Linked DNA regions of Mus musculus: region 1 is linked to region 2. The links are chromatin loops, found by intact Hi-C in ENCODE. Cell type or tissue: left cerebral cortex. All regions are shown on one strand. Each heading gives the region's core, and the rest is flanking DNA. Links, peaks and the distances in the headings are about the cores only. Region 1 has its middle 12 kb from the start of Gm41125. Region 2 holds the start of Ankrd28 (ankyrin repeat domain 28).

The links. Hi-C counts contacts between places; a loop is a spot of excess contacts. Peaks named below come from ENCODE experiments on the same cell type or tissue, not always from the same donor. Only the 100,000 strongest peaks of a DNase experiment are listed, where the experiment ranks them.
Region 1: it touches region 2 in a loop (2.8-fold over the local background); 2 of 42 quality-filtered maps call a loop at or near these places.

The regions. Positions count from the first base shown.
Region 1 is chr14:31,952,532-31,957,911 of GRCm38, reverse strand. No RefSeq gene overlaps it. Among named protein-coding and RNA genes, the nearest start is that of Gm41125, 12 kb to the right of the region's middle. In left cerebral cortex, for the core only: a CTCF peak has its summit at 2,796 (motif pointing left); DNase peaks (open chromatin) are centred at 607, 2,804 and 3,928.
Region 2 is chr14:31,827,015-31,832,394 of GRCm38, reverse strand. It overlaps Ankrd28 (ankyrin repeat domain 28), which reads left to right and starts at 1,980. Exons shown (of 28, transcript NM_001024604.2): 1 at 1,980-2,068. The coding sequence starts at 2,042. In left cerebral cortex, for the core only: no CTCF peak of the experiment used is centred there; DNase peaks (open chromatin) are centred at 265, 968, 1,595 and 2,294; H3K4me3 peaks cover 2,891 bases; H3K27ac peaks cover 2,320 bases.

The sequences.
Region 1 (5,380 bases), core at 190-5,189, 130 kb before region 2:
GCCAGAGGAGACTCCCGACATCTTGGAATTCTCCTTCCTACATTTTCCAGATCTTTGACAAGCCTTTAGAGCCCTGGGCTTCCCATTTTTCCACAGCATCTTTTGGGTTTTGGAGCCTGGTGTTGTAAAGGCTCAAAGCTGGACTTTCTCTCATACAGCCACAGTCTCTTTGCCCACCAGGAGGACACCGGAAGTGACTGCAAGCAGCGTATCAAGTTAGGTCAGGTGGGTGGGTACACGCGTGGACCCAAATGAGCTTGCCTGTATTGTTCACACTTCCGGTAGGTGCATACACGTGTGGACCCGCATGAGCTTTCCAGTACTGTTCACACTTCCGGTAGGTGGGTACACACGTGGACCCGCATGAGCTTTCCTGGATTTGTTCATACTTCCAGCTGCTCCACCAGCACCCTGCTTGAGAGAATGGGCCTCCCTGCCTTTGGTCTATAAAGAGTCTTGACCAAGAGTGCCAAGAAAGTGTGGCCTCACCTCAGAGTAACGGGAAGCTCAGAAGCTGGGTCAGAGAGTGAGCCATTGCTGGGAATCGGATTCATCGGGCCTCTGTGCTCCAGAGGAAGGAAGGAAGGAGGTCAGATGCTGGAGGCCTTTCCCAAGGCTGCCCAGGCTCTGGGAGTTTCTCCTCACGTGGCTCTGATTTCCAGGCTCAGATTCAAAACTGGCTTGGCAAATGTCTTCTAGCTCACACCCTGATCTAATATAAGAGTAGCACAGTTGGGGCTGGAGAGATGGCTCAGTGGTTACCAGCACCATTGCTCTTTCAGAGGACCAGTGTTCAATTCCCACCACCCACATGGCAGTTCTCAACTCTCTGTAACTCCAATTCCAGGGGATCCAACACCCACACACAGACATACATGCAAGCAAAACACCGATGCACATAAAATAGAAATAAATAAATCATTTTTTAAAAAGTAACACAAGAATGAGAAAAGAAAAGACACTAAAAAGGACTGTGAATAAAACCTGCGTGGAGATAAGTTCTGAGTGGAAGAGTCTCTGAATCAGTGCACAGCTAAGAAATCCACAGAGTCCCCAGGACTGGCATAGAGGCCAGGAGCCTTTAGAATGAAAAGCATGCTAACTTATACTGCGGTGGGGCGTTGGTCTTAAAGCAGGAGTCATCCGCCCCCCCCCCCCCAAATCCCTGGGAACCTCTGAGAGTCTTAGCTTTTCAAGGCTAGCTCTGTGCCTCCCACAGAAGGTTCCTATGCTGTGCTAAGAAGTTTACAGACCTTCTACTGTGGGCTAGCACTTTCCATGGTGAGCTGAGATAAAGATGAAGAATATAAGATAAAATTATTATCCATATTCCCTTTAAAGCCCTTTAAATTAGTCTGGAAAGATAATTTAGCTGCTATGGTGCTGGTCATGTGAGTGTGAGCATCTATATTTAAAAACTGGGCATGGTGGCTTGAGACAGTCTTCGTTCCTCTCCCTCCTGGTCCTCTCAGGTGTACTGCCTGACAGCTCATCCGCCTGCCTGCAGCATCTCCTCTACCTGGAAATTTCCCAGGGGCCATTTACAACAAACAAGATCCAAGTTCATATGATCACTCTCCGGTGTCCAGTCATATCCACGTATTGTTTTAATAAACAAATATTGAAAAACATATTCTGGACCTGCTTGTATTATACACATACAGAACCTGTGCAAACTGAGCAGACTTAGCAAGAACAACAAAAACCCACCCCCCTCAAGCCCTCACAGGCCGCAGACAACACTAAATCCACATCCACCCGACAGCATTGGTGATAGAGTCAGTGAACGGATGCCTCTCCTGGCCTGGGATGTGACCGTGTCCTCAGTGGGTCTCACATCGTACAAAAGGCTCTCAAAATACAGTGCATTTCTGTGCTTCTGGGTAATTTGAAGGACTTTTTATTGTGTGTGTCCATGTGCATGTGTATGTTTCTGTGCATACAAGTGCATTTACTCATGTGTGAGCATGTATGAAGACCAGAGGTCAACCTCAAGTGTCGTTCCTCAGTTATTCTCTCTCTCTCTCTCTCCCTCTCTCTCTCTCTCTCTGTGTGAGCATACACATACTCTCTCTCTCTCTTTTGAGACAGAATCTCACTATGAACCTTTGGCTGCCCTAGAACTTGCGGCATACACCAGGCTGGCCTTGAACTCTCCACCTTGTGTTTTGAGACAGGGTCTCCCACTGGCCTTCTGCTCACAAAGTAGACTAGGCTGTTTGGCTATCAAGGCCCATGGATCCCCTGTCACCACCTCCCTGGCACTGCCATACGTTCATGCCCACCGACCAAGAGGGCTACACCAGCTTTCAGCTTGCTCTCAAGCTAGGACACGGGGGTGGGGCTGTTGTTATTTAGCTCTCTGATTCGGATCTAGCTTTTGCAGTTCCCTGGGCATTTTTCATTTTCTGGCTGTTTGTGTGCTCCACTGCCTACAGTTCTCAAAGCACTCCCAGGAGACAAAGGACATCATGCCACCCATTTGTCAGATTTGGAAACTAACACTTTTCAGATTCGAAGTCTTATCTGAGATCAGACACGCTGGGTAATAGAGAGAGCTGGAGGCAGAACCCAAACTTTTCAACTTGAATTCTAAATTCAAAATATTCAAATGTTTCAATTTATTAAAATGTTGAATACCATCGTGCTTTCTTGGAAGGGTTTGCTTAAAATCATTGTCTGAAACTGAGGCTCATGTGACCAGTAGACTTCCCTTTCAGACCTAAAATAATCTTGCAATCCACAGCCTACAGTTCTAGAGGGATAGAATTGACTAGACTCTGTTCTTCTGTTGCCCTCTGGTGGCCACTGCACAAATAACACATCACAGAGTCGCAGGGCAAAGTCAAATGCGGCTCTCTGGATGTGAAACTGAGAATGGCAGCCGGTGATGGCTGGACAGCCTGAGCTACATAGTGAGACCCATGTCAAAAAAAAAAGTTATTTTAAAAATAAAGCCAGAAGATAAAGCAGGACCCTCAAGGGTCATAGATAATTAAATGGTAGGTGACTACAAAATCCCGGGAACAACATCTAACAGGCATATGTAGAAAATGCACACAGCCCAGGTGTCTTGCTCTCTCTCATCAGGAGAAAGGGCCCAAATTGAGCTCTGAAGGGCAAGCCAGGCTATGTGTGTGTGTGTGTGTGTGTGTGTGTGTGTGTGTGTGTGCACGTGCGCACGCAGAGGTTAGGAATTCAGGGACCTGTCAAAACGCATGGTGACTGCACCGGAATTCTGAACATAAGACTTGAGGGGAAGGGGTAGGGGAGGCTAAAATCCAAATGTCCAAATGTGGTTGGATCTGATAAGAAAAGGATTTTGTGTCACAGATGCATTTAAGATTGTCCCTAAGCTAATATTACCAAATTTTAAAGGATGTTATCAATAAAAATATTTAACTATCCATCCTTTATGTTTATTTATATATTTTATTTTTATATATTTTATTTTGTGTCTGTGGTATGTATGTGTGTATGTGTGTGTGTAATGTGTATATATGTGTGTGTTTGTGTGTATAAATGTGTGTGAGTGTGTGTGCATGTATGAGTGTGTGTGGTGTATGTGTGTGTGTGGACATGTGTGTAATGTGTGTATATGTGTGTGTGTTTGTGTGTGTGTGTGCATGTATGAGTGTGTGTGTGTACATGTGTGTAATGTGTGTGTGTAGCTCAGAAGACAGTTTCTGTGAGTAGTTCTCTTTCCACGCCACACAGGCTGGACATCAGGCACCTTTGCCAGCTGAACCATCTTGATGGCCTAGGCACCACTTCTTGAAGGTTCTGCCTCCAAGAGATATCAGCACGCTGAGTGCTAAGCTCCCAGCAGCTGCACCTCTGGAGGACACACTTACACCAGACTCTTCCCGGCAACACTTAGCATCTCAGCACTTGGAGGAGGACTACAAGTTCCTGGCCTGTGCTATTCACCCACACGCGACTGCCTTACTTGGGAGTCAGCTAACAGCTGCCATGACTCCTGCTGCCAACTAGCTGTTTCTGTAAAATAATTAGAAGGCTTTATCTTTTCATACTGGAGACAAGTCAGTTTATTTTAGAAGATTCTCACAAGGTGCCCTACTTTGGTTTCTATGTTGTGATAAAACACTGAGCAAAACCAACTTGGGGGGGGGGGCTTATTCCACTTATAGGTTACAGCCCACTAAGGACCTTGAAGCAGAAACCATGGAGGAATAAACATTGTTTACTGACTTGCCTCTAGTTCATGGTAGCCCAGGCCCACCTAGGGATGTCACCATGGGCTGGGCCCTCTTACATCAATTAGTAATTAAGAGAATGCATCATGGGCCAATCTAATGGAGGCGATCTGTCAGTTGAGTTTCCCTCTTGCCAAGTGACTATTATGTTTGTGTCAAGGTAACAGATGAAGCTAACGGTGACATAAAGTCAGAATCTCCAGCTTTGGAAACCACAGGCTCTGGGTTTTACATCAGCCTCAGCCTCAGCCTCAGCCTCAGCCTCAGCCTCAGCCTCAGCCTCAGCCTCAGCCTCAGCCTCAGATCACCTACCTGCTTTCCACATCCTCTCCCCAAAGCTTGAGTTTCTTTAAAGGCCTCCCACTCCGTTGCAACATAACCTTGCTTTGAAAGGGCAAGCCTTTGTCTTTTAGATGTCTTTGACTGACCTCCCTTTTATCAGGATAAAGGTGAACAAACTTGAAATACTGTCCGCTTACGAAGGGAAAGTACATAATCACTCTCGCATTTACCACGAGGAAATCCTTTCACCTCTGTTAGCACTGACTGTGAGACACCATGTATTCTTCAGCCCATTTCTTCTTCTTTTCTTCCAAAATTGAGCATGGGGCCTTGAACATGCACCACTGAGCCACACTGCCAGCTCACTTCTTCTCATTTTGAGCCAGAGTCTGGGAAACTGCTTTGGTTGGCCTTGAACTCTCTTGAGTAGGGGTTGCAAGCCCACACTCTCTATATACCTGGTTTACTTCTCCTACTTGTTTATAGAAACTACTAGGTGATTTCTTCTCCTTCTCCTTCTCCTTCTCCTTCTCCTTCTCCTTCTCCTTCTCCTTCTCCTTCTCCTTCTCCTTCTTCCTCTTCTTCTTCTTCCTCTCCTCCCCCTTCCTCCTCCTCCTTCCTCCTCTTCCTCTCCTTCTCCTCCTCCTCCTCCTCCTCCTTCCCCTCCCCTCCCCACTCCCCCTCCCCCTCCCCCCCTTCTGTTGAAACACACACACATTCAGAAAATGAGAGACAGGGAAAGGGAGGAAGAGACATGAAGCCTGCTCACATGCTCCTAGGCCAATGCTTAGCAACCAGCTCCCTCAAAAGAGCAGAACCTGAGGCTGGAGAAATGGTACCGTGGTTAAGAGCACTGCAAAGGTCATGGGTTCAGTTCCCAG
Region 2 (5,380 bases), core at 244-5,243:
TCCACTATCTCAACCCATACCCTCTAAACCGCTTGCTTGCTACCCAAAATCAGTTTGTTCTGTGTTCCAAATCAAGTACCTGTTGTGCTTTTAAATCCTAGAACTTTAACCCAGAGGAGAGCATGCTGAGGCTGTGTGTTTGTTCAGTCGTATTAATTGCTGAGTCAACATCCAGTGTTAAACAGGCATACATGTAGAAGAGAGTAAATCTTTCATCCTCGAGGAAGGCAAAACTCGATTGGCTGTAGCACATGGACAATTATAATCACAAAATATTTTAGTAATGTTGTCATAACACCTTTGTTTTGGAGAAGTCAAAGTCTTTCATACTGCTAATTCATTCACCTTCAGTGCACTGATAAAGAGACATGGGGTGACAGAATTCTCATTTCATCGGCCAGAGTTGATGCAGAAAGAAATTAGGCACTGAAGAAAATGCAAAGCAAGAATCATTTTTTTTTTTCTGGCTAAGCCTCTTCCATCAGTTATGAGAATTCCTCCATTTTAAAGTAGCAAATACCAACCATGGTAAAAATGTAATTTTAGAAAAGCAATTGTTTCAGCAGAATTATGGCATAGTTATGTTAAGAGATATCAGAAGGCTCTTAGTGCATTTGATCTTGCACTTTGATATTTTCTGTTCTTATGGGGCTAAAGAGTTGTTTTTAATAATAGCATTATAATAAACTGACAGTCCTGGCACTGATCCCCATTTTTCTAGACTGCCATTAGGCTCAAATCGATTCTCTAAATAAAGTCTGTCCCAAGAGACACACCAATGCAGGGAAAAGATGAGGTTTGGTTTTGTTTTTTAAACCAACCCGATATCTCACGTTTGTGTTCTAACCATCTGTACCTTTTATTAATCAGGGGCTGGAGCCGCCCAGGCTGACAGACACAGGAGAACAACAATCTTCTCCCACACAAGCCTGGAATGGTAACAGTGTGCGGCTGCCTAAGAAAGAAAAGCCTTTTCTGAGCTGTGGGTTGGCGTGGGTGTGTGTGCCAGGGCGAGGGAGTCATTCCTCTTCTCCATCCAAGGATGCTATTTATTGAAAATCCTGCACATCTTTTTGAAAAAATTGATTTCTTTCAAGTGGGAGGCAAAAACCCTTTTGATGATAAAGAAGAAAGGGGGAAAAAAAACACATGCAAGATTGAAAGGGGCGCTTTGGAGAGAAATGTTCCGCGGTCACAACCTGTTCAGGCTATGAAGACCACACCCTTCAGTCTCGCGTGCCAGCAGTCCCCCGGTGACCACGTCTCCCCCAAAGCCCGCGGAGACATTCTCACTCTCGCTCCACGTGCGAGTCCGGTTCCCCGCTGCCCTCGCTACTCTGTTGAAAGCAGCATCGGCCCGGAGGTCTCCCTGGCTCGCACCGGCTCCGGCTGCCTTCTCCGCACCTGACTGAGCTGAGCTTGTGCACGCCACCTCCACGTGCCATCCCGGGCCGTTACCCGGTACCCAGTTTCCGTCCCTCCCCACCTCCAGTCCGGGCTCCGCCCACCGCGCCCGGGGCGCGCGCCCAGACGCCCCGCCACCTGGCCCGCCCGCTCCGCGCGCCGCCGCTTCCTGTGCCCCGCCCCTCCCTCCGCGGAGAGGCGGAGCCCGGGAGCGAGCGAGCGCGGTGGCGTGGCCAATGGGCGCTCGGCTTACTCTGGCCTCTCCCCCGCGCGGCCGCCAATCGCGGCGGGCGGTGGTGGTAATATTGTGGAGTGGAGTTTGGATGCCGCCGCGGCCGCGGGCTGGAGCGGCGCGGCGGCGGGGGCTGCTGGGGTATTTCGGGAAGGGGGTGTGAGGCGGCGGCGAAGGCGGCGGCTGCGTGTGGGAGGTGGCTGAGAGCTAGAGGGAGAGAGCGAGAGAAAGGACGGAAGAAAGAGGGCGGGAGTCCTTGGAGGAGGCGGGACCGGCGGGGCTCTTCGCGGCGGCGGCGGCGGCGGGCGGCCGGGGAGGCGGCGCCGCCCCCTGCCCGCGCTCTCTTCAACGTAGCCGGCCACCTACCCGCCGGGCGCGGGTAGTGGCCGAACAGCGGCGACCGCCATGGCGTTCCTCAAACTCCGCGACCAGGTAGGTGAGGGGCGGCGGGGCGGGATCGCGCCACCGAGGAGTCGGAGGAGGGTGGACCAGCGGCGTGGGCCGCCCGGGCGCCCTGTCGGCGCGGTGGCAGCGAGGGAAGAGGGTGTCCCGGGTCGGCAGCCGTGCGGGCCGTCCGCCTGTCAGTGCAGCCCCAGCTCCGAGAAACCCACGTGCCGCCGGGGGATCGCGGCCGCCGCCACAGGGGCGGGTTCTGCGCTCGCCGCCCTCGCGTCCGGCGCGCTGCCGGGTAGGCGCCTCCTCTTTCCTGCCAGGTGAGGCTCGGGCCTAACAGGTGGCTTTGCGGTGCGGAGTCGGAGCGGGGCAGGCGGCGGCCGTGACCTGGGGTCACGACCTTGCCCTCGGGTTCGCTTCGCGGGGCGGTTCACGGTCCACCGCACCGTCTCTGCGGAGAGGTAGTGGCGGTCGAAAGCAAACCCACCGGTGCCGATGGATTCTGCTGGGGACTGGTTGTTACGGTGCATATTCCCAGGCTGGTTTTCTCTTGGCATATTCTGCACCATCTTGGTTTAGTTTTCCTGACTTAGGAAGAGCTTGTCAAAGAACACCTGAAGTGCTCAGAAGACTGCAGTACACTGTGGGCTGGGAAAAATAACTCTGTATCTACCAATGAAATCGCAACTATGTCTGAATGAACGCTTGTTACCCTTTTAAAAAGGCGAGAAGGTGAATTACCAGACGCTCCCCAGTGTTTGTCTCTTTTAAAGAAAAGGGAAAGTAACGAGTGGATTTTACGGAGTCGCGGGAACCTATTAATGCTTGAGTACCCCTTTTGCCATTGTTTTTCTGAATAGGAGATACTGAACAGATTTGAAGGGAAACCAATCAGAAAGTGGGCACAAGCTTAACAAAAACGATAGGGAAAAACTTAATGTTTTATGTCATTTTCTACCAATTAAAACTTAAGTTCTGAGTCTAGCTAATGTCAATTCTCACTTAAAAAGTGAATATTCTACTTAGGCTGAATGCTGACTTTTAGTATCATTTGGTATCAGCAGAATTTTAGCTGATATTAACAATAGGGCATGATACTTTGAAAAACTCTGGTTGATAAGTTTGTATTTCAAAATCTGTGAATAACTTTACTGTTCAACATGTTCCATTAGCTACACATAGAATCTTTGAGTTGATTAAAATTAAGAAAGCACAGTTTCTCAGTTGTGCTAGTCAAAAGCACACTTTTCAAAAGTGCTCACCAGCCACAGGTAGCAAAACCTTTCATTGCACAAAGTTGTCAGGAAAAAACAAAAAAATCTGTTAATAACAAGCAGAGTTCAAGCCCAGATCATCTAATTCATATGTAGTTAATACCATGAAACTCAAGATCTAGATTTTCAGCTAATCTTTATTACTCTAGTAACTCTTTGTACCTGAATATTTGGTTGTAATCCTTCACTTTTGGAAATGTATTTTGTGATTTGGTCATTGTGTGTGTTAGGGATTTGGTAGACTGTTAGAAGATCTTACTTTATAAAAAAAAATGAATAAATAATAAAAATCTATTGGCATCTGTGCATTTGAGTGTTTAGTAACTACAGTTTTGAAGCAGTCGTAACACTGATTCAGTTTTGTGTAATATTCTTTAACACTCAGTGGTGATATTGATTTTTAAAATGTTACCTGTAAACTTGAGAATCCGTGATGAGTAAGTTAATGAGATGGCATTGCTGGGGAAGACTTACTGTATTACAAAATAATTGGCTCATCTAGTTCTTTTGAAAGACAACTGAGTTTTTCTTAATTTAAAGGGAATTGCACTTGTTTTTAGAAATCAGTTTATTGATATGTTTCAAGACATTAGAAGTGATGATAGAAACGAAGTGGGATTCAATAGTTTAGTGTTTTCCATTTCTAGGGAAAGCATATTAGCTAGACAAAGTAGTTTTTGGAGGAAAGGTGAGAAGACCTGTATATGTACACAGGATTTTAAATCTGGAAGGTAGTTGATACCGCTTTTAACGCAACAGCTTTATATACATTCCAGTTAGGAAGTAGTATAATTTTTTTAACCTTGCAAAGAATAGAAGGAAGCTAGACATGAGTAAGGATTTTCTTCAACATTTAAGTATGAGAATGGTTCTACATGGTAAAGATATAAAGTCAGAGATGAGGAAATGACATAATCAGTAAAGAGCTTACTGTCAGCATGAGGATCTGAGTTTGATTCCTGAAACTCAGTAAAAACCTGGGGCACAATGGCACATGCTTGGGATCTCTGCACGGGGAGGCAGAGGCAGGAGAATCCCTGGGGCTTCCTAACTTGCCAGCCTAGCCTGCTTTACTCCTGAGGAATAACACTGGACATTGACTTCCGGCCTCCACATACACATATGCAACCACAGGAACACACACACATACACACACACACAAGATACACAGGGAAGACAAATATAAAATCAGTAAGCAAATAAGGAAATTGTCCTCATTCATTCTGTAATCAGAATAGGACAGCATTTACTTTGTGGCAGCATGTAATTCAGCGAATAAGAAAGAATTACTGTATTACTTTCTGCCTATGGGTGGATGAAAATATTTTTTAAATTGTTAGTAAAATGAAGCTTGTTTTCTGTTGATAACAGTAGACATGAACTTTTTTCCTGAATTACTTCACTTTGGCTTGTGTAACAGTGGCAGAATTTTCTCTCCTGAGGTTATCACGGTCTATTTTATCTCCTTAGGTGATGAAAATTACTCATATATGGTTACATTTTAAATCATAAACATTATGTTCTATTAAGAAAGATTGTTGGTCTTTGTTTAGGTTCCCCATTTCAGAAGCTAAGTAGCAACTGACACTTACTTCAGTATATAGAAAATGATGGGGAGTGGTGGAGAGGGGGACCTTAATGTCAGACTTGTTAGTAGCTGCTCAGCCCCAAGCCTTTGTTGTGCAGGTATGTCTAGTATTTCTGGAATTCCTTTTTCCTTTAGGATACCAGAAGTCCACATTGCTAGGGAAAAAATCTATTTTTGTTAGTAAACTGGTGACTACCAGTAACAACAGTGAATACTCAGGTTATAAAAGAGAACTACTATAAAACTAGTTTCTAACTTCTAATTCAGAGGAGTTGGAGAAAAACTCCAGAAATGGTACTCATTAAACTGAGAATTCTTTAACAGAAAGGGGCCACAGTGGTCGCCCTCTTCTCCCCCTCCATTCCCCCTTCCCTTCTCCCCCTTCCCCCTCCTCCCTCCTTCCTTTTCTCCTCTACTCTGCACAAGTGTGCGTGCTCCTCTGTGTGTGTGTGTGTGTGTGTGTGTGTGTGTGTGTGTGTGTGTGTGTGT